Regions from separate parts of the Homo sapiens genome. Here region 2 is linked to region 1. Evidence: chromatin loops called from intact Hi-C (ENCODE). Cell type or tissue: ascending aorta. All regions are shown on one strand. Each heading gives the region's core, and the rest is flanking DNA. Links, peaks and the distances in the headings are about the cores only. Region 1 overlaps LOC100506023 (a long non-coding RNA gene). Region 2 overlaps KLHL20 (kelch like family member 20).

The links. Hi-C counts contacts between places; a loop is a spot of excess contacts. Peaks named below come from ENCODE experiments on the same cell type or tissue, not always from the same donor. Only the 100,000 strongest peaks of a DNase experiment are listed, where the experiment ranks them.
Region 2: a loop joins it to region 1, with 4 times the contacts of the local background. A loop is called at or near these places in 2 of 110 quality-filtered maps.

Annotation. Positions count from the first base shown.
Region 1 is chr1:173,464,977-173,477,080 of GRCh38, reverse strand. LOC100506023 (a long non-coding RNA gene) reads left to right here. Exons shown (of 3, transcript NR_037845.1): 1 at 1-449. Among named protein-coding and RNA genes, the nearest start is that of PRDX6, 6.3 kb to the left of the region's middle. RefSeq lists an enhancer at 205-741. In ascending aorta, for the core only: no CTCF peak of the experiment used is centred there; no DNase peak of the experiment used is centred there; H3K4me3 peaks cover 764 bases; H3K27ac peaks cover 1,316 bases.
Region 2 is chr1:173,767,896-173,779,723 of GRCh38, reverse strand. KLHL20 (kelch like family member 20) reads right to left here. Exons shown (of 12, transcript NM_014458.4): 9 at 5,286-5,419; 10 at 3,882-4,090. Among named protein-coding and RNA genes, the nearest start is that of DARS2, 51 kb to the left of the region's middle. In ascending aorta, for the core only: no CTCF peak of the experiment used is centred there; no DNase peak of the experiment used is centred there; H3K27ac peaks cover 1,142 bases.

The DNA of each region.
Region 1 (12,104 bases), core at 2,589-7,588:
CTATAGGCCGTCTCTGCACACGTGATGCGGGGCTCGGTCACGTTGCCCCCTGGAAGCTTGAGGATGCGCCAGGTTTGACTCTGCAGGGCGTACGCGCTTTAGGGATGGAAGGAAGAGGAACGCGGCAGGAAGGCGAGCCCCAAGGTGGAGAATCGCCTGGGCGCGCAGGCTGCGGCGGCTTCGCACAGCCGCCCTGGGCGCTGCACGGGTCCGCGCGCACCCTGCTGCGCACCCACTCGCGGCCAGCTCCCTACAGAGGAGTGGAGTGACTGCTCGACTACCACCCCTCTTTTAGTGTGAGCGTCTGGAGTCCTGACCGCCCCAGCCAGCCCAGCTACGATGAACTGTCTAAGAGGATGTGGCAAGACCCAGAAGTATGGGTGACCTTATGTCAGAGGAAGTGGCTTTCTTATTGCAGCAAAAATTCCCGTACCAATGTCAGTGCTAGGGTAATGTAACTAAACTTTTATTTATTTTTATTCTGCCCTCCCCTTTCTGTTTGTTATGAACCATAAAATATTCAACACAATTATCTTGAAATCTAAATATAAAATTTAAAACATACTCTTTGAGACCTACTGTGTGCAGGTCAACTCTGTCACCCAGGGAGGTGGGCGGCTTAGATTCATTTATTTGCTATGAGCCAAGTACAAGGTAGATAAGATGCCTGTCCTCTTGGAGCTTTCCTTCTTGTGAAGGGAAACCGGTGACAGACAATAAGCACACAAACCAAAATATGTTAGACAGCAATCAGTCGTATTCAGAGAACTAAAATAGGGTTATGTGCCTAGAGGGTGACTGGGGGGCTGCTTTGGTTTGGGTGGTCTGGTCTGGGAAAGCCACCAGGATAATGTAGGTAAACTAGTCAGCTCACGGTAGGTGCTCTGGAAATGGTAGCTATCGTTTGGATGATGACACTGGCTCATGCAGTAACTCTTGCTTTGCCTGCTGTGTGCTGGACACTGTGCCAGGCCATACAGTGGAGAAACACAGTCCCTGCTGTTACAGGGAAGGCATATTTATATGCAATTATAATAAAATGTAGGGTAAATTCTGATGGGGGAAGGTGTAAATGATTGGAGTTCAGAGATGAGAAAAATCCTCTGGATGGGGCTGGCAGGTTTAAGGCAGGGGCATGGCAATGTTGAGAGTAGTGACTCACATACTGTGATTTGCGTTTTCATCACAGTGATGTGTTGGTGCGTGCATGCTAATCATATTTACCGAGTTCTTCAGTGACCCAGGACTTGCAGTAAGATTACTGGTAAAAATTTCTAGCCACTTCACAAAACCGTTTAAAGCTAATGTAATTTAATCTCTAATTTGGCTCCAAGTTTTAACAGCTCCTTGTTTTAACTCCCTTTGTAGGGAAGAAAGAGAATAGTTGGGAAAGAAGAGTAGTTTGGCCTAAGGCACTGTTAACAATATGTTGTGGAAATCAGCTAGAAAACACAATACTCTATAAATATGGAGAATGAATACAGAAACAGATTATTGATGTCTGTCAAAGGCATAATTATATTATTGTCTGTTGTAAATTAAGCAAATATAATAAAATACTCATTAGAATTTACAGTGCCAGAAGCTGTACACTGGCAATGCTTCTGCACTCTGTGAACTTGTTTGCTTTAGACTTTGGAGCATTTTAAATTGTCTTGAATTAGCTGTCCACTGAAGGGGGCCAGCCCCTCCACGCCTGTGGGTGTTTCTCGTCAGGTGGGATGAGAGACTGAGGAAAGAAATAAGACACAGAGATGAAGTATAGAGAAAGAACAGTGGGCCCGGGGGACGGCGCTTAGCATACGGAGGACCCGGCACTGGTCTCTGAGTTCCCTCAGTATTTACTGATCACTATCTCTACTATCTCGGTGAGGGGGATGTGGCAGGACTATAGGATAATGGTGGGGAGAGGGTCAGCAGGAAAACATGTGAGCAAAGGTCTCTGTGTCGTAAATAAGTTTAAGGAAAGGTTCTATGCCTCGATGTGCACATAGGCCAGATTTATGTTTGACTTTACACAAACATCTCAGTGCAGTAAAGAGCAGTATTGCCTCCAGCATGTCTCACCTCCAGCCATAAGGCGGTTTTTTCCATCTTAGTAAATAGAATGTACGTCGGGTTTTACACCGAGACATTCCATTCCCAGGGATGAGCAGGAGACAGATGCCGTCCTCTTATCTCAACTGCAAAGAGGCCTTCCTCTTTCACTAATCCTCCTCAGCACAGACCCTTTACTGGTGTCAGGCTGGGAGACGGTCAGGTCTTTACCTTCCCACGAGGCCATATCTCAGGCTGTCTCAGTGGGGAGAAACCTTGGACAATACCCAGGCTTTCTTGGGCAGAGGTCCCTGCGGCCTTCCGCAGTGCATTGTGTCCCTGGGTACTTGAGACTGGAAAATGGCGGTGACTTTTACCAAGCATACTGCCTGCAAACACATTTTTAACAAAGCACACCCTGCGTAGCCCTAAATCCATTAAACCTTGAGTCAACACAACACATGTTTCTGCCAGCACAGGGTTGGGGCTAGGGTTACAGATTAACATCATCTAAAGGCAGAAGAATTTTTCTTAGTTCAGAACAAAATGGAGTTTCTTATGTCTTCTTCTTTCTGCATAGACAACAGTAACAGTCTGATCTCTCTTTCTTTCGTCCACATCAGCATTTTGAAAACATGATTTTTCATAAAAATATCTGGATTTTTGTCTCCTGAAAGGTCAGAAGATCTAGCAACACAGCAACACCAGGCCCATGTTCCATCTGGCAAACAGTGGCTGCTGAGTAGCCTTTTAGAGGGCAATGTTCTCTGTTACTCAGAAGGTCCTCTGCCAGTTACTAACATTAGAGTAGAATTGGGAGGAAAAAGAAATAGTTCTTGCATTCTTATCTGTCAAAACTGTGCAAATGAAAGCTTAACTAAGGGCTGTATATTTCAAGAAAAAAATGATCATGTTTCTTTGTGAAAGTAGAGAATGTTCCATGAACTTAATATGCAAACAAAGTCAGAAGAACGCTGTTCTGCCTGGCCTTCGTAGGTAATTGAGTTTAACATCTGACTTATACCAAAGGTAGGTGCTCTGTGGACTGGGCCCCATTCCAGAGGGAAAATTTTAAAGCTATTTTCCTGAGGGTTAGTGAGATGTATAATGGGAAAGGAGGAGGGGAGGAAGGACAGAGGAGACATTCCAGGGAAAGACCGGAGTGTGGAAAAGGGAGAGCTTGACTAAGAAAGGATTTACTTTCCTTAGAGAGAGGGTGGAGGCTCTCCTATCAGAAAAAGTGTTTTCATACAGCTATAAGGGTCGGAGAGAACCTTGAAGTCCTTACAGTAATCTGAGGGACAGGAAAGAATGGATTTCAGGCATTTCCAGAGGGCTGTGACTCTGGGATGACTCACATCTTCTCTTCTGTCTTTACTGCTTTGACAGAAGAATAAAATGAACAGATTAGCAATGGGCATTTGGAAAAACAACAGTGCACCATGATGCCTGTCTCTCTCACTAGATTGTGAACTCCTAAAGGTTTGACTATATTTTATTAATGAATATTTGTGACCTGTTACACATAGTGGGCATGAGGACTACGTTGTACAAAGTATTAGAGAAACATTGGGTCGCCTTCCTGCAGCCACAACAGCAAAGTTTCTTGTTTGTCCACAGCTGGGAGTAAAAGAGCAAGATGTCTCTAGTTATACAGTCATGTGATACAACATTGGACCACATATACTACGGTGGTCTCATAAGATGATAATGGAGCTGAAAAATTCCTTTCGCATAGTGATGTCTTGAGGATCCTGACCCTGTGAAGCCCTAGGCTAATGTGTGCATTTATGTCTTTGTTTTTAAGTTTAAAAAGTTTCAAAAGACAATAACCTTTTAGAATTATAAAAAAGCTTATAGAATAAGAATATAAAAAAGAAAATACAGTATTTTGTATAGCTATACAATGTGTTTGTGTTTTAAGCTAAGTGTTATTACAGAAGAGTCAAAACATTAAAACAATTTTAAAGTTTATAAAGTAAAAAAGTTATAGTAAGGTAAGGTTAATTTGTTATTGAAGAAAGAAATTTTTACACATGAATTTAGTGTAGCCTAAGTGTACAGTGTTTATAAAGTCTACAGTACATTCATTCACCACTCACTCACTGTCTCACCCATGGCAACTTCCAGTCCTGCAAGCTATATTCATGGTAAATGCCCTATATAGGTGTACCATTTTTTATCCTTTTTTTTTTCATTTTTTTTTTTTAAGACAGGGCCTTGCTCTGTCACCCAGGCTGGAGTGCAGTGGTGTGATCATAGCTCACTGCAGCCTCAAGCTCCTGGGCTCAAGCAGTCCTCTCACTTCAGCCTCCTGAGTAGCTGGGACTACAGGCACATGCCACCATACCTGGGCAATTGTTTTATTTTTGGTAGAGACGGGGTCTTCCTAACCTGTGTTGCCCAGGCTGGTCTGAAATTCCTGGGCTTAAGTAGTCCTCCCACCTTAGCCTCCCAAAGGGCTGGGATTACAGGCTTGAGCCATATTTACCATGGTGTTATAATTGCCTACAGTATTCAGTATAGTAATGTGCTGTGCAGGTTTGAGGCGTAGGAGCAATAAGCTATACCATGTAGCCTAGGTATGTAGTAGACTATACCATCTAGGTTTGTGTAAGTGCACTCCATAATGTTCACACAATGACAAAATTGCCTAATGACACATTTCTCAGAACATATCCCCATCGTTAAGTGATGCATGACTGTAATTAGAGCTAGGTAAAAATCCCTGTACCAATGGGAGGAGACATATAAAACTAAAATTAATGTTAGGATGGTGAGATTGTGTTTTTTTTCAACTCTATAAACTTTCTTGTTAGATTTGATTGTCTTTTCAGAAATAAAGAAAGCTTGGGCACAGTAACCTGTACATATCATTAAGGCAGTCCTGTCAACCTTCAGTGAGTGGGGCTGATAATCTCTCCACTGCTTTTCTTTATCATCGTAATAGTTCGTTTTCATGATGCTGGTAAAGATATACCTGAAACTGGGTGATTTATACAGGAAAGAGGTTTAATGGACTTATAGTTCCACATGGCTGGGGAGGCCTCACAATCATGGCAGAAGGCAAGGAGGAGCAAGTCACATCTTATGTTGATGGTGGCAGGCAAAAAGAGAGCTTGTGCAGGAAACTCTCATTTTTAAAACCATCAGATCTCGTGAGACTCATTCAGTATCATGAGAACAGTGCAGGAAAGACCTGCTTCCATGATTCAGTCACCTCCCATTGGGTTCCTTCCATCACGTGTGGAATTGTGGGAGTTACAATTCAAGATGAGATTTGGGTGGGGATACAGCCAACCCATATCATTCTGCCCCTGGCCCCTCCCAAATCTCATGTCCTCACATTTCAAACCAATCATGCCTTCCTAACAGTTCCCCAAAGTCTTAACTAATTTCAGCATTAACTCAGAAGTCCCCAGTTTAAATTCTCATCCAAAACAAGGCAAGTCCCTTCTGCCTATGAGCCTGTAAAGTCAAAAGCAAGTTACTTCCTAGATACAATGGGGTTACAGGCATTGGGTAAATACCGCCATTCCAAATGGGAGAAATTGGCCAAAACAAAGGGGTTATAGGCCCCATGCAAGTCCAAAATCCAGCAGGGCAGTCAAACTTAAAGCTCCAAAATTATCTCCTTTGACTCCATGTCTTGCATCTGGGTCATGCTGATGCAAGAGGTGGGTTCCCATGGTCTTGGGCAGCTCCACCCTTGTGGCTCTGCATGGTACAGCTTCCCACTTGGCTCCTTTCACAGGCTGGTGTTGAGTGTCTGTGGCTTTTCCAGGCACACGGTACAAGCTGTTGGTGGATCTACCACTCTGGGGTCTGGAGGATGGTGGCCCTCTTCTCACAGCTCCACTAGGCAGTGCCCCAGTAGGGACTCTATGTGGGGGATCTGACCCCACATTTCCTTTCTGCACTACCCTAGCAGAGGTTCTCCATGACAGCCCTGGCCCTGCAGCAAACTTCTGCCTGGATATCCAGGCATTTCCATACATCCTCTGAAATCTAGGCAGAGGTGCTCAAACCTCAATTCTTGACTTTTGTGTGCCTACAGGCTCAACACCATGTGGAAGCTGCCAAGGCTTGGGGCTTGCACCCTCTGAAGCCATGGCCCAAGCTGTATATTGGCCCCTTTTAGTCATGGCTAAAAGAAGCAGCTGGAACACAGGGCATCAAGTGCCCAGACTGCACACAGCATGGGGACCCTGGGCCTGGCCCCTGAAACCGTTTTTTCCTCCTAGGCCCCCAGGCCTGTGATGGGAGGGGCTGCCGTGAAGACTTCTGACATGCCCTGCAGACATTTTCCCCATTGTCTTGGGTATTAACATTTGGCTTCTTGTTATTTATGCACATTTCTGCAGCCAGATCGAATTTCTCCTAAGAAAACGGGATTTTCTTTTTTATTACATTGTCAGGCTGCAAATTTTCTGAACTGTTATGCTCTGCTTCCCTTATGAAACTGAATGCCTTTAACAGCATCCAAGTCACCTCTTGAATGCTTTGCTGCTTAGAAATTTCTTCTGCCAGATACCCTAAATCATCTCTGTCAAGTTCAAAGTTCCACAAATATCTTAGGCAGGGGCAAAAAGCTGCCAGCCTCTTGGCTAAAACATAACAGGAGTCACCATTTCTCTAATTCCCGACAAGCTCCTCATCTCCATCTGAGACCACCTCAGCCTGGATTTCATTGTCCATATCATGATCAGCATTTTGGTCAAAGGCATTCAACAAGTCTCTAGGGAGTTCCAAGCTTTCCCATATTTTCCCGTCTTCTTCTGAGCCCTCCAAACTGTTCCAACCTCTGCCTGTTAGTCAGTTCCAAAGTTGATTCCACATTTTTGGGTATCTCTTCAGCAGTGCCCCACTCTACTGGTGCCAGTTTACTGTATTAGTTCATTTTCACACTGCTGATAAAGACATACCTGATACTGGGTAATTTATATGGGAAAGATGTTTAATGGACTTACAGTTCCACATGGCTGGGGAGGCCTCACAATCATGGTGGAAGGCAAGGAGGAGCAAGTCACATCTTACGTGGATGGTGGCAGGCAAAAAGAAAGCTTGTTCAGGGAAACTCCCATTTTTAAAGCCATCAGGTCTTGTGAGACTCATTCACTGTCACGAGAACAGTGCAGGAAAGGCCTGCCCCCATGATTCATTCACCTTTTACTGGGCTCCTCCCGTGACCTGTGGAACTTGTGGGAGTTAAATTCAAGATGAGATTTGGGTGGGGACACAGTCAAACCATATCAATCATGTTTAATGTTGTCATTATATCTACTACTCCCTATTATATCTACTACAGGACTTCTACAATCTGGAGAGAAATCAAAGTAGGAAATGTAGGAGTGAAAATGAAAGACAACAGCTAATAAAATGCTACAATGAGAAATAACTCTCAGAGGGATTTTGGAGTAGTAAATTATTATTGTTATTATTTGATTCAGGACCTCACTTCACCCATGCTGGAGTGCAGTGGCATTAACTTGGCTCACTGCAGCCTCCAACTCCTGGGCTCAAGTATCCTCTGCCTCAGACTCCTGTGTAGCTAGGACTACAAGTGTGCCTACACTCCCTCATAAAGAAAGCTGGCTACTTGGTGATTGCACAGGACCATTGATCTGGATACTGGCTATTACATGTGTTTAGTTTGTAAAAATTAATCAAACTGTATATTTAAGATAATTGCTGTTTTCTCTGTGTATTTTGCAGTACTTCAATAAGGTTAAAAAAACAAGAAGAAAAGAAAAGAAAAAGAAATTGCCACTGTGTGTACATTAGAATAGTTGTATATGAACTATTATTTTCCTGAATTGTTCAAAAAGCTCACTCCAGTGTTTCAAAACAAACTTCAGGAAGTTTCAGTCAATGTTGCTAAATTGTTAAAATCACTATAATTACCAGGAAGGTTCTTCTTACATGAAAAACATTGTTGAGATCAGGCTTTCTTTATAAAACCTTTGTTTAGATGCATCCTGGGTGTAGAGGTTCATTGAACGATTGATAGCCCATAGCCTCTGGCTGTGATTGAGTAGATAGCCCACCCAGAGATGGTAGACATCTTTGAGATTCTCTACTCTACAAAATTCTTTACATATTCACTCATTGAGATAGTTGACATCCCTGCAGCAAGTGGTACATTTGACTAGCCTGGTATCTGGTTGATATGGTTGACTGTGTCCCCACCCAAATCTCATCTTCAATTGTAGTTCCCATAATCCCCACATGTTGTGGGAGGGACTCTCATGGTGTTCTTGTGACAGTGAGTTCTCACAAAATCTGATGGTTTTATAAGAGGCTTTTCTCCCACTTTGCTCTGCAGTTCTCCTTGCTGCTGCCATGTGAGGAAGGATGTGTTTGCCTCTCCTTTTGCCATGATTGTACGTTTCCTGAGGTCTCCTTAGCCATGCTGAACTGTTAGTAATTAACTTCTTTCCTTTATAAATTACCCAGTCTCAGGTATGTTTTTATTAGTAGCGTGAGAACGGACTAATACACTGGTGATCTCTCAGTGCATGTTAGTGCTTTTCCTGAAGATCCTTCCCTCAGGATATTTGCCTTTTAGTAAGTAGCCATCAGACTATAAAGGATCCCTGAAGTTTTGACTGGGAGTCATTTTGATGTAGCCTAAAAATAGACCACTATACTTTAATTTAAAAAAATTTACCAGATAATGTGCTCAACATACACCCTTTCCATTTCACAGAGTCTCGGCCTCACCCTTTCTTCACTCGTGTGTGAGCCACACCCAGGTTCAGGGAGGGAGAAAAGAATATTGAGTGTTTGAGAAGATCAGTTGGGCATTACTTAGTGATAAAAATAATATAGTTTTTACATTTTGGCTCATCAAAATGTTCTTTATGGAGAACTTATCCAGTGGTCACTGCAGAGTGTTAGAGTCATAAATCTTTACAGTGGAAGGGAACTTTGAGGTCATATAATACAAACCCTATCTCCAACCCCCCTACCACCATTTTAAAGCTGAAGAAACTGAGTTCAAGTCAGGAATGGATTTTTAATTTTATCAAATGTCTTTTGGCCTTTAGTAACACAAAGCATGAAGCTTTTCTCCTTAATCTATTAGTGTAATACATGAATACATTTCTAAATGTTCAATCACCTTGTATTCTTAGGCTAAATCCTATTTGGTAATACGGTTTTATTAATAGATTCTTAGATTAGCATGGAGGCTGCTGCACATCCATTTATACTTCCTTATTTTCTAATAGAGTCACTGCTGTGTTCAGGTATCCATTCTCGGTGTAGCTAGCTGTCTTGGGGAAGTCGACCTCATTTCCAGCTCTAGAGATAGTCCTGACTGGTCCAAGATAATCAGTATTAATGTAACTGGGGAATTTATTAGAAATGCAGAGTATCAAGACCCATACCAGACCTACTGAGTCAGAAACCCTGGGGATGAGGTCCAGCAATGTATATTTTAACAAGTCCTCCAGGAGATGCTGATGAGCTGGTCTAAAACAACTCCATTCTGGTGATTAGGGTTGGTTCAGTTATGAGCATGTAATCCAACTCTTGCTAGTAAGCAATGACGCTTGCTAGGTGAACTTCTGCGAAAAGTGTCTTTGGCTCCTGAGTAGAAATCTAAAAGAGTTAGTGTTTCATCTTTTTCTGGAAATCATGTCTGGATGCTTGGAAATATTGCAATCATGTTGCTACCTAACCAGGAATGAAATAACACAAAGAATGACAGACCAGGAAGATGGAAAGGATGGATTCTTTTTTTAATTTCCAACTTTCATTTTAAGTTCAGGGGTACATGTGCAGCATGTGCATGTTTGTTACATAGGTAAATGTGTGCCATGTTGGTTTACTGCACAGATCATCCCATCACCCAGGTATGAAGCCCATCATTCATTAGCTATTCTTCCTGATGCTCTCCCTCTTCCCATGCCCTGTCCTCTGACAGGCCCCAGTGTGTATTGCTTCCCACAACGTGTCCATATGTTCTCATCATTCAGCTCCCACATGTAAGTAAAAACATGTGGTATTTGGTTTTCTGTTTCTGCATTAGTTTGCTAAGAATAATGGCCCCCAGCTCCATCCATGTCCCTAAAAAGGACAAGATCTCATTCCTTTTTATGGCTATATAGTATTCCATGGTGTATATATACCACATTTTCTTTGTCCAGTCTATCATTGATGGGCATTTAGGTTGGTTCCAGGCCTTTGCTGTTGTGAATAGTGCTGCAATGAATATATGCATGCATGTATCTTTATAATAGAATGATTTTTATTCCTTTGGGTATATACCCAGTAATGGGATTGCTGGGTTGAATGGTATTTCTGCCTCTAGGTCTTTGAAGAATTGCCACACTGTCTTCCATGGTGGTTGAACTAACTTACTTTCCCGCCAACAGTGTAAAAGTGTTCCTTTTTCATCACAACTTCCCCAGCCATCTGTTGTTTTTGACTTTTTAATAATAGCCATCTGACTGGTGTTAGATGGTATTTCATTGTTGTATTGATTTGCATTTCTGTAATGAACACTGATGTTGAGCTTTTTCTCATGTTTGTTGTCCACATCTATGTCATCTTTTGAGAAGTGTCTGTTTTGTCTTTTGCCCACTTTTTAATGGGGTTGTTTGTTTTTTTCTTGTAAATTTGTTTAAATTCCATATAGATGCTGGATATTAGACCTTTGTCAGATGATAGATTGCAAAAATTTTCTCCCATTCTGTAGGTTGTCTGTTCACTCCAATGATAGTTTCTTTTGCTGTGCAGAAGCTCTTTAGTTTAATTAGATCCCATTTGTCAATTTTGGCTTTTGGCGTCTTTGTCATGAAATCTTTGCCCATGCCTGTGTCCTCAATGATATTTCCTAGGTTTTCTTCTGAAGTGTTTATAGTTTTGGGTTTTACATGTAAGTCTTTAATCTATCTTGAGTTAATTTTTGTATATGGTATAAGGAAGGGGTCCAGTTTCAATTTTCTGCATATGGCTAGCCAGTTCTCCAGCACCATTTATTAAATAGGGAATCCTTTTCCCATTGCTTGCTTTCATCAGGTTTGTCAAAGATCAGATGGTTGTAGGTGTGCAGACTTATATCTGGATTCTGTATTCTGTCCCATTGGTCTATGTTTCTGTTCTTGTACCAGTACCATGCTGTTTTGGTTACTGTAGTCCTGTAGTATAGTTTGAAGTTTGGGAGCATAATGCCTCCAGCTTTGTTTTTGTTGCTTACAATTGCCTTGTCTATTCATGCTCTTTTGGGGTTCCATATGAATTTTAAAATAGTTTTTTTCTAATTCTGTGAAGAATCTCAATGGTAGTTTAACAGAAATAGCATTGAATCTATAAATTACTTTGGTCAGTATGGCCATTTTCACGATATTGATTCTTCCTATCTATGAGCATGGAATGTTTTTCTGTTCTTTTGTGTCTTCTCTGATTTCTTTGAGTGGTGGTTTGTAGTTCTTGAAGAGGTCCTTCACTTCCCTGGTTAGCTTTGTTCCTAGGTATTTTATTCTTTTTGTGGCAATTGTGAATGGGATTTGGCTGTCAGCTTGCCTGTTGTTGGTGTATAGGAATGCTAGTGATTTTTGCACATAGATTTTGTATCTTGAGACTGCTGAAGTTGCTTATCAGCTTAAGAAGCTTTTGGACTGAGACATTGGGGTTTTCTAGATATAGGATCATGTCACCTGCAAATAAAGATAGTTTGACTTCCTCTCTTCCTATTTGAATATGCTTTATTTCTTTCTCTTGCCAGATTGCCTTGGCCACAACTTCCAGTGTTGACTGGGAGTGGTGAGAGAGGGCAGCCTTGTTTTGTGCCACTTTTCAAAGAGAATGCTTCCAGTTTTTGCCCATTCAGTATGATATTGGCTGTGCATTTGTCATAGATGGCTCTTATTATTTGGAGACATGTTCCTTCAATACTTAGTTTATTGAGAGTTTTTAACATGAGGGATGTTGAATTTTATCAAAGACTTTTTCTGTATCTATTGAGATAATCATGTGATTTTTGTCTTTAGTTCTGTTTATGTGATAACTTAACATTTATTGATTTTTGTATGTTGAACAGCCTTGCATCCCAAAGATGA
Region 2 (11,828 bases), core at 4,485-9,484, 300 kb before region 1:
TAATTTAGATAAGGTAGTAGATAATTTGGGGAGATTGTTTCAGAAAAGCAATGGATACAGGATAAATCCTAAAAGCCAGGTGCAGTGGCTTATGTCTATAATCCCAGCACTTTGGGAGGCTGAGGGGGGTGGATCACCTGAGGTCAGGAGTTTGAGACCAGCCTGGCCAACATGGCAAAACCCCATCTCTACTAAAAATACAAAAGTTAGCTGGACATGGTGGCACGCGCCTGTACTCCCAGCTACTCGGGAGGCTGAAGCAGGAGAATTGCTTGAACCTGGGAGGTGAAAGTTGCAGTGAGCTGAGATTGCACCACTGCACTCCAGTTTGGGTGACAGAGTGAGACTCCTTCTCAAAAAAAAAAAAAAAAAAGGAGAAATCCTAAAAAATTATTCTCTAATTAAAGATATGACGACATAAAATTTTTCAACTACATGAGATAAAAATAATCAAAAGAAATTCATTATTTTCTAGTGTCAAATTAGCAGGGCTTGATTTACCTAAAAGCATCCTGAATGACCAGTGGGTCAATGAAGAAATGAAGAAATTAAAAGTTTCTTGAAACAAATGAAAATGGAAAAACAACATACCAAAACCTATAAAGCGGTTTTGGACATAAAGTGAAAGTAAGAGGAAAGTTTATAGCAATAAGAGCCTACATCAAAAAAGTACAAAAACTTCAAATAACATAACAATGCATCTTAAAGAACTAGAAAAGAACAAACCAAATCCAAAATGAGAAGAAACAATAAAGATCAGAGCAGAAATTAATGAAATTTAAGTGAAAAAAACACAAAAGATCAATTAAATGAAAAGTTGACTTTTGAAAGATAAACAAAATCAACAAACCTTTAGGCAGATTAAGAAAAAAGAAGGCCCAAATAAATAAAATCAGAGATGAAAAAGGAGACATTACAACTGATACCGTAGACATTCAAAGGATAATTAGAGGCTATTATGAACAAATATATGCCAATACATTAGAAAATCTAGAAGAAACAGATAAATTCCTAGACACATACAACCTACCAAGATTGAACCATGAAGAAATCTAAAACTTGAACGGACCAATAGCAAGTAATAAGGCTAAGTGTGGTGGCTCATGCCTGTAATCTCAGCACTTTGGGAGGCTGAGGCGAATAGATCACTTGAGCTCAGGAGTTTGAGACCAGGCTGGGCAACATGGCAAAACCCCAACTCTACCAAAAAAAAAACAAAAAACAAAAATTAGCTGGGCATGATGGTGTGCACATGTAGTCCCAGCTAATGGGGAGACTGAGGTGGAAGGAAGGCTTGAGCCTGGGAGGTGGAGGATGCAATGAGCCGACATTGTATCATTGCACTCCAACCTTGGTGACAGAGCCAGACCCTGTCTCAAAACAAAACAAAAAAGTAATGAGATCAAAGCTGTAATAAAAAATCTCCCAGCGGAATTGAACAATGACATCACTTAGACACAGGGCGGGGAACACACACCAGGGCCTGTCGGGGGGTGGGGGGCTGAGGGAGTGATAGCGTTAGGAGAAATACCTAATGTAAATGACGAGTTGATGGGTGCAGCAAACATGGCACATGTAGGCACATGTAGACCTATGTATCAAACCTGCACTTTGTGCACATGTACCCTAGAACTTAAAGTATAATAAAAAAAAGAAAAAAAAATCTTCCGGCAAAGAAAAGCCCAGGACCCAATGGCCTCACTGCTGAATCTTATCAAATATTTAAAGAAGAATTAATACTAATCCTATCAAACTACTCCAAACATAGAGGAAGAGGTAACACTTCCAAACTCACTTTAGGAGGCTAGTATTACCCTGATACCAAAACCAGACAAAGACACATCAAAAAAAGAAAGCTACAGTCCAATATCCTCAATGAACAATGATGCAAAAATCTTCAACAAAATCCCAGCAAACTGAATTCAATGACACATTAGAAAGATAATTCATCATGACCAGGTAGAAATTATCCCAGGGATGCAAGAATGGTTCAACATATGCAAATCAATCAGTGTGGTACATCATATCAACAGAATGAAGGACAAAAACCAAATAATCATTTCAATTGATGCTGAAAAAGCATTTGATAAAAGTAAGCATCCCTTCATGATAAAAACCCTTAAAAAACTGGGTACAGAGGGAACATACCTCAACACAATAAAAGCCATATATGACAGACCCACAGATAGCATCATTTAGAATGGGGAAAAACTGAAAGCCTTTCCTCTAAGATCTAGAACAAGACAGGGATGCGCACTTTCACCACTGTTATTCAGTATAGTACTGGAAGTCCTAGGTAGAGCAATGGGACAAAAGAAAGAAAGAAAGGGCATCCAAATTGGAAAGGAAGAAGTCAAATTATCCTTCTTTGCCTACAGTATGATTTTGTATTTGGAAAAACCTAAAGACTCCACCAAAAAGCTATTAGAACAGATAAACAAATTCAGCAGAGCTGCAGGATACACAATCAAGATATAAAAATCAGTAGCATTTCTATATGCCAACAGCAAACAATCTGAAAAAGAAATCAAGAAAGTAATCCTATTTACAACAGCTATAAATAAAATACCTACGAATAAACTGAACCAAAGAAGTGAAAAATACAATGAAAACTAGAAAACATTGATGCAAGAAATTGAAGAGGACACACAAAAATGAAAAGACATTCCATGTTCATGGATTGGAAGAATCAATATTGTTAAAATGTCCATGCTATCCAAAACAATCTACAGATTCAATGCAATCCCTACCAAAATACCAATGACAGTCTTCACAGAAATAGAAAAAATAATCCTAAAATTGATATGCAACCACAAAGACCCAGAATAGCCAAAGCTATCTTGAGCAACAAGACCAAAACTGGAGGAATCACATTATCTGACTTCAAATTATACTAAAGAGCTACAGTAACTAAAACGGTATGAGACTAGAATAAAAACAGACACATAGACCAATGGAACAGAATGGAGAACCCAGAAATAAACCTATACATCTACAGCGAACTGTTTTTTTGACAAAGGTGCTAGGAACGTATATTGGGGAAAGGACAATCTCTTCAATTAACAGTGCTGGGAAAACCAGGTAACTATATGCAGAATGAAACTAGACCCCATTTTTTGCCATATACAAAAATCAAATTAAAATGAATTAAAGACTTAAATCTAAGGCCTCAAACAATGAAACTGCTAAAAGAAAACACTGGGGAAACTCTCCAGGACATTGGTCTGGGCAAAGATTTTTTTCAGTAATACTCCACAAGCACAGGCAACCAAAGAAAAAATAGACAAATGGGATCACATTAAGTCAAAAAGCTTCTGCACAGCAAAGGAAACAACCAACAAAGTGAAGAGACAACCCACAGAATGGGAGAAAACTACTCTTCTGACAAGGGATTAATAACTAGAATATATAAGGGCTCAAACAACTCAATAGAAAAAAACTAATAATCCAATTAAAAAGTGGGCAAAAGATCTGAATAGACCTTTCTCCAAAGAAGACATAAAAATAGCAAACAGGTATATGAAAAGGTGCTCAACATCTGATCATTAGAGAAATGGAAATGAAAATTACAATGAGATGTCATCTCACCCCAGTTAAAATGGCTTTTATCCAAAAGTCAGGCCATAACGATTGCTGATAAGGATGCAGAGAAAAGGGAACCCTCCTACACTGCTGGTGGGAATATAAATTAGTACAACAGTTTGGAGGTTCCTCAAAAAACTAAAAATAGAAATATCATATGATCCAGCAATCTTACTGCTAGGTATATACCCCAAAGAAAGGAAACCAGTATAATGAAGAGATATCTGCACTCCCATGTTTATTGCAGCACTATTAATAGCCAAGATTTGGAAGCAACCTAAGTGTCCATAACCACTTACTCCACTACGGCGTGATGTCATGGCCACCACTGGAGACCACTGGTTGGTTCTGGGGTTGTATCTCTCAGCACTGCTCAGCTCTGTAGTGTCATCTCTACCTCCTACAGCATAGATCATGTCCTGATATACTGCACAGCCTAGGTGTTTCCTCCGGGTCCCCATAGGGGCTATAGTGTGCCATCTGTTTTCCTGAGGATTGTAACGTTCCACTGTAGGGAAAAGAAAAACCAGTAAGTGAGCATTCAACCATTTCCTCTCACCTCCAGTTTTCTTTATAGCCACTGATACTTTGTGATAACACATATTTTCAACACATGATCTGATTTTTGCTTCTGAGAAGGATTTGTATACCTCTGGACAATACTACATATACTCTCATCAGGGACTGGTTTCTTCTAGGTATGGTACAGTGGAAAGGGCACGTGTTGGGATCCAGATACTCTGGTTCTAGTTTTATCTAAATGACTAATTAGCTACATGACTCTCAGCCTCACTCTCCTTATCGTTAAATGGGGAGCCTGACTACATGATCAATAAGCACCATTCAGTACTAACAATTTATCATCATAATCAGACAACTTCTGTACTCCTGTATTCCCTCCCCTATAGCACAGTGCATTTTAAGCTTCTGAAGAGAAGACAAGACGTGACGAATCTGGTGTGACTGTCACATTGACAATATCCTTAGGCAAAAATACCCATACTATCTAAATAGAAAGGAATAACAAACCAGGCCAGGTGCAGTGGCTCACACTTATAATTCCAGCACTTTAGGAGGCTGAGGTGGGCAGATCACTGGAGCTCAGGAGTTTGAGACCAACCTGGGCAACACAGCGAAACCCCATCTCTACTAAAAATACAAAAATCAGCCAAGTGTGGTGGCATACACGTATAATCCCAGCTACTCGGGAGGCTGAGGTGGGAGGATTGCTTGAGTCCGGGAGGTAGAGGTTGCAGTGAGCCAAGATTGTGGCACTGGACTCCAGCCTGGGTGACAGAGCGAGACCCTGTCATAAAAACACAAACAAAAACAAAACCCAAATAAACGAATTTGTAGTTCTAAGTTTTTATTTATTCTTGGATTAGAGTACGTTGTGGTTTTGAGGAGAAGTTGTGATGGAGGAAAAGGAACTAATTATATAAGAAAGTAGTTTTTAAAATTCATTATAAATTTCCAGCAGCTTGGAAAGCAGGGGAAGAAATAAATATTTGGGGAACGTACTTAGAATATGACTACAGTGGGAGCTGAGGAAGAGCTGAGAGCTGCACTCTGCTGGAGGGAAAAATCAGGCATTTTCCTAGTAAATTATAGGATAACCTGGAGTTTCTACACGTTTTGTAGGAGGACTCTCCAGGAAAATGTTCTGCTTTTGGGGAACCTGATTGCCTTTGGGAGGGACTAACCTGTGTTGAGAGGAGATGTCCCGTCAGAGCCACCTACAGCATATAAGAACCCTCCTAACACAGCCACAGCCACACCTAGTCTTCTGGTACTCATAGAAGCTACCCGAGTCCACTTGTTCTCCTTCGGATCATACCTGCAGTGAGGGAAACCAGACTGTATGCTTGTTCTTATTAAGTGAAGCCTTTTTCATAAGATCTGAAATCACACTAACGATATACTGAGTACACGGACTTGCTATAGTCAAATGTGCAATGAAAATCTAACATTTTACTTAGTCATTAGAAAAACGTCTTAGAATTTATATCTGTGCCAGCTATTAAGCTATTTTCTACACTCATACTTGGAAAATGTCCCAAGGAAAGAAAACAACCTATGACTTCAGCTCACATAACACAGGCTCTTTCTCTTTTTTTTTTTTTTTTTTGAGATGGAGTCTTGGTCTGTCGCCCAGGCTGGAGTGCAAGTGGCGTGATCTCAGCTCACTGCAAGCTCCGCCTCCTGGGTTCACGCCATTCTCCTGCCTCAGCCTCCTGAGCAGCTGGGACTACAGGTGCCTGCCACCACGCCTGGCTAATTTTTTGTATTTTTAGTAGAGATGGGGTTTCGCCATGTTAGCCAGGAGGGTCTCGATCTCCTGACCTCGTGATCTGCCAGCCTTGGCCTCCCAAAGTGCTGGGATTACAGGCGTGAGTGACCGTGCCCGGCTGGCAACACAGGCTCTTTCTTCAATGGAATTTTAGTTCATTTGGTCATTACTTTGAAATGCCTCTGATGTATTTTAAAATATGATTTTTGTAATTTGTCTTTTTTTCCTAGTCGTTGTAGTGGGGGTGATGGCTGTTACTCTCTACTACATCCTATTAGAAAGTAGAAGTCTTTTGCATAGTTCTTTGAGACAACCTTTTTATTATAAAACTCAAATACAGAAAGTGCCATCCCTAGACACTTCAATCTTACTTAACATTACATTTAAAAAAATTTTAATTAATATTTATTTATTTAATTAATATTTATTTATTTAAAAATAGGGGTCTTGCTGTGTTAACCAGGCTAGTCTCAAACTCCTGGCCTCAAGCAATCCTCTCACCTTGGCCCCCCAAAGTGCTGGGATTACAGGTGAGCCACTGTGTCTGGCTGAGACTTAAAAAAAAGATAAAAAAAAAAAAGGCTGTGTGTGGTGGCTCATGCCTGTAATCCCAGCACTCTGGAAGGCTGAGGCTGGAGGACTGCTTGAGGCCACAAGTTCGAGTTCAAGACCAGCCTCGTCAACACAGAGAGACCTTATCTCTATAAAAAAATTGGAAAAAAAATTAGCCAGGCATAGCGGCATTCATCTGCAGTCCCAGCTACTTGGGAGGATGAGGCAGGGATTGCTTGAGACAGTTGTGAGCTATTATTGCACCACTGCACTCCAGCCTGGGTGACAGAGTGAGACCCTGTCTCTAAAAAAATCAGATTAAATTAAAAAGTCTCTTATTGTCTACAGGTTTTCTCTCCATTCCTTTTCTTCCCTGCAATTCATCTGTTTTAGAACCCAGAGTGTATGACAATTTTCCCCATAATATGGATTTGGTTGACTGTACGTTCATAGTGCAGTCCAATCTGTTGCTCTGTCCTTTTTATGTTGGGCAAATTGGTAGTTGGATCCAGAAATTTGATCAGACCATGTTTGGTTCCTTTAACAAGACTAAAGAAGGTGGTATGTTAGCAGCTGTTTATCAATGTCTAGATACACTAATTTACTGAGTGTTGCAAAATGATAATCACTTATTTTCTTTTATTGGGATAATTTTATAAAGAAACAATCCTTTTATTTGGTTAATCAATATAATAATATGGTTTGGTTAATCAATATAATAATATTAACTATTTGGTTAATCAATATAATAATACAGTTCTTATAAGAAAAGCAGGATATATGTTCACTTCATTTTATGTTTTGAGATAATAAATTTGTTCCATATGATCTTCCAAAGGCAACCAATTAGTCTTAAAAAGTTTATCATTAAGAACTCATATATTTAAGTGTATTTATTGGATTTCAATCTATTGCAATTATCCCTTTTAAAGCTGAAATTATGTTATCTTTGGTCAGTGGGAACATCTTCAAGTTGGCTCCTGAGTCTTTTTGACTCTTAGCGGTCTTTGACAGCTTGCTTGCTATTTGGTATGACAAAAGGGTACAGACTCATCTGCACATTTCCTGTTCTAAACCTGGAATCAGACATTTTCCAATAAGCTCTGGTTTCTTTAAGTGGGAAATAAAATTTCAAGATACAATCTGGGAGTAGAGATGTTCACTGACACTTTATTTCGAGGCTTTCTCAGTTGACAAGCTAGAATATATAGAAATTTTTTCAAAAGAGGAATTTAGTTCAAATTCATACTCAGGACTACAAGATACTTTATTTAACTTCTATTTTGCAACCTTTTCTTCTTCTACCTCCACACTCTGGTTTTCAAGGACAAAGGAGAGAGCAGAATTAGAATAATGCATACTCATTTCCTTTATTCTACATTTATACACATAACAGAATAGCAATATTATCACTCCAATATCCCTGAGAACAATTAAAATTCATTTTTGCATACCTCTTCTTTGTACTACATTTACATGGATTGAGTACATAGCTAGAGCATGCTACACTCTCTCCCTTTTATTTTTATTTTTAGAGACAGGGTCAGTCTGTCACCCAGGGTGGGGTAGAGTGGTGCAATCATAGCTCATTATAATCTTGAACTCCTGGGCTCAGGGCAATCTCCTGTCTTAGCCTTCTGAGTCGCTGAGAATACAGGTGTGCACCACCATGCCTGGCTAATTAAAAAATATACATATATACATTTTTAACATATAGGGTCTTACTATGTTGCCTAGGCTGGTCTCAAACTCCTGGCCTCAAGTCGTACTTCTACCTTGGGTTCCCAAAGTGCTGGGATTATAGGTCAGAGCTACCACACCCAGCCCTCCCCCTTTTAATCTTCATTTAGTCATAGTTCTACAGTTAACTGTATGTATCTATGTATTTATTTTTAAGAGACACGGTCTTGCTCTGTCACTCAGGCTAAAGTGCAGTGGTATGATCATAGCTCACTGCAGCCTTGAACTCCTAGTCTCAAGCGATCCTCCCACCTTGGCTTACCAAAGTGCTGGGATTACAGGTGTGAACCACATGGTCTAGCCCTTCTGTCAATGTCTTTCTAGTAATTTTGTCTGAAGTTTGTTCTCCTAGAGGGCTCAAGGGAACAAGATTCCCTAATTTCTTACATGTTGTTAATAGTTGTCTGTGCCCTTTGTACTTCAAAGTCAGTTTCTCAAGGTATAAAATCCTTGGCTCACGTTTTTCTTGAATATCTAAAACATGCAATTCTATTTTCTTCTGGCATGAACTACTACTTTTAAAAAGCCAGATGATAATCTAAGTTTCTTTTCCTTACAAGTAACATGTACTTTTTTGTAGATGTCTAAGGAATTTTTTCTTTTTCTTCAAGGTACAGTCATGTTATTAGCATATGTCTTGGTGTTCTGGGTCAATATTCGAAGGATATAGCGTATTCTTTCAAAAAAGTTTCTTTTTTTAATTATAGGAAAGTAACTTTGGATTATAGTTCTTAGTATTCATTCTGTTTCCTCCCTTTGGTTTTCTTCTTTAAGGACTGCTATCACCTGTATAATAGATTTTTACCTATTTTCAATATTTGTTACTATCTCTCAAATGGTATCTCTTGTTTTTTTTTTTCCTCTCTCTTTTTTTTTTTTGAGAGAGAGTTTTGCTCTTGATGCCCAGGGTGGAGCTCAATGGTGCGACCTCGGCTCACTGCAACCTTCACCTCTCGGGTTCAAGTCTCCCAAGTAGCTGGGATTACAGGTGCCTGCCACCACATCCGGCTAATTTTGTATTTTTAGTAGAGATGGGGTTTCACCATGTTAGTCAGGCTGGTCTTGAACTCCTGACCTCAGATGCTCCACCCGCCTCGGCCTCCAGAAGTGCTGGGATTACAGGCGTGAGCCACTGTGCCCGGCCTTCATTTCTTTTTGACCTTAAAATATTTCCTCTTTTCGCCTTCTATTTGTCTTATGGCATTATCTGTTTTGCTTATTATCCTTTAATCTTCATTCTGAAATGATTTTTCCTTTCATTTCTAATACATTTCTGAGTTCTGTCACTTCATTTCTGAATTTTTCTACTTCTGATTTATGTAGTTTCATATCTGTTATCATTTTCTTAATGTCTTTTATCACATTTTGAAACAGTTAAGGTTTTGATCTGTAGGTGTGTCTTTCTAGTGTGCTTTTATTGTCTGTAGAGATGTTATTCTGCTGCTTATTCTCTCTTCTTATATTAACTTTGTATGGAATCTAATCTCAATACTTTGCTATTTCATTTTTACATGAAATGAGTTTTCCTGAACTTTTAGAAATAGGAGTGAGTGGTTTGTGACAGTTTTTCTAACTTTGTGGAGCTCCTTCTTTTTTTTATGTAGTATTAAAAAACATAGTGCCTTGCCTTCAGAGATTATTACTTAAATTTTTTTGTATTTTTAACTTTTGGGCATATATTTATGGGGTATGTGAGATGTTTTGATATAGGCATGCAATGTGAAATAATCACATCATAAAGAATGGGGTATCCTTAAATTTTTTTTTTTTTTTTTTTTTGAGACAGGGTCTCACTCTATTACCCTGGCTAGAGTGCAGTGGAGCAATCATGGCTCACTGCAGCCTTGACCTCCCAGCAATCCTCTCACCTCAGCCTCCTGAGTAACTGGGACCACAGGTGTATGCCACCAAGCCTGGCTAATTTTTTTATTTTTTGGAGAGACAACGTCTCGCTATGTTGCCCAGGCTGGTTTGAAATCCTGGACTCAAGCAATCCTCCCACCTAGGCCTCCCAAAGTGTTGGGATTATGGGTGTGAGCCACAGCGCCTAGTCCAGAGATTTATTGACTTTATTCACTGCCTTACTTTTGTCTTGGCTTTCTCTTTTCAAGGAAAACAAGGGCATCTGTTGCCCTCGTCCTGCTTAATTTTGATTCTCCTCAGTGTAGGGTCCTGACCTGGAAGATTATCCTGGCTGGTCAGTTTTGAGAGTTCCCAGGGACTAGATGGCTCTAACTCAGCTGGTTCCCAACCAGGTGTTATTTTATTCCCCTTCATCCCCCCTTTCTCATCCCCTAAGTAACATCTGGCAATGTTTAGAGACTGTTTTTGGTTGTCACAACCAGGCACATGCTTCTGGCACTTAGTTGGTAGAGGCTATGGATGCTGTTAAACATCCTACAATGCACAGGACAGTCCCCCACAACAAAGAATTGTCTGACCCAAAACGCCAGTAGTGTTGAGGTTGAGAAACCCTCTTCTAAGCCCTTTAGATCTTATTGAGGGTCTTGCACTTACACTCTATGGCAGTGGACAAAACTGTTTCTAGTTTCAGTTGCTGATAAATTTTCCCCTTGTGCTTTCTATTTACTACGTGTTAGCTAGTTTGAGGTTCTTTTGTTCTTAGATCTGTCAGACATCCAATTGCTTCTTTCTGATTTCTCCTGAAGATACTAATATCATGCAGGTCTTGTGGCTAATGGTAGTTTGTCTTTGCCCGTTTGTGTTTTGGAGTTTGTGAGGATATTCTTTCCCTTAGTTTTGTGTTAAATTTTGTTCACAGGTTCTGATTTTTAAATTGTGGTAAAACACACATAACATAAAATTTACCATCTTAACCATGTTTTAACTGTTTAGTAGTGTTAAGTATATTCACATTGTTGTGTAACTCCAATCTCCAGAACTAGTACATAGGTTTTTAGCTTTGCTATCTATTACTCTATCTGTTTTTATGTGGGCATTTGGAGATATTAAAAAACTATGCCATCACTGCTGCTAACCTCCTGTACTGAGTTTTGAAAGTGAAAAAATAGATTTCTTGACAGAGAGATAAAAGGGAACTGGCATAGCTTTCAAGAGTTACCTTCTATTTTATCTCTACTTACAACAGTTAAACGTTTCAACATATACATGGTAAACTAGTAAATGCTACCTCAAAAATTTTAGAGTCATGACTCATTTCTTTTTAAGATGTGAGGATGAAATATATGTTCTTATCAGTAATCATAGCACATGAGACTCTAAAATCTAATGACGAAAAGCTGACAGAAGAAATTAAGAACAAAATCTGTTCTACCAAAATTAACTATTTGTACACCAGTATAAAGTGACTATGGCAGCCCACCTAGATTTCCCTAAGTATACTTCAATGATTAATGAGTCTATATACAAAATACTTTAAGCTTTTTATAAGATGTCCTATACAAAGTATTATTATGTAATCATTTCTCTGGGGGAAGTCTAAGTAGAGTCATTCATTAAGTACACTCCAGGTAGATTCAGGAAAAAAATCAGAACAGATTTCACAAGTGGTATGCTTGATATATATAGAATATAATCTGAAATACATTTCTAACATTTCAATGTTAGGTACAATCAGTGTGACAGTTGAAAAAATCAGGTTATGTGCCCCAAAGCATAGGCAACAAAAGCAAAAAAAGTAAGA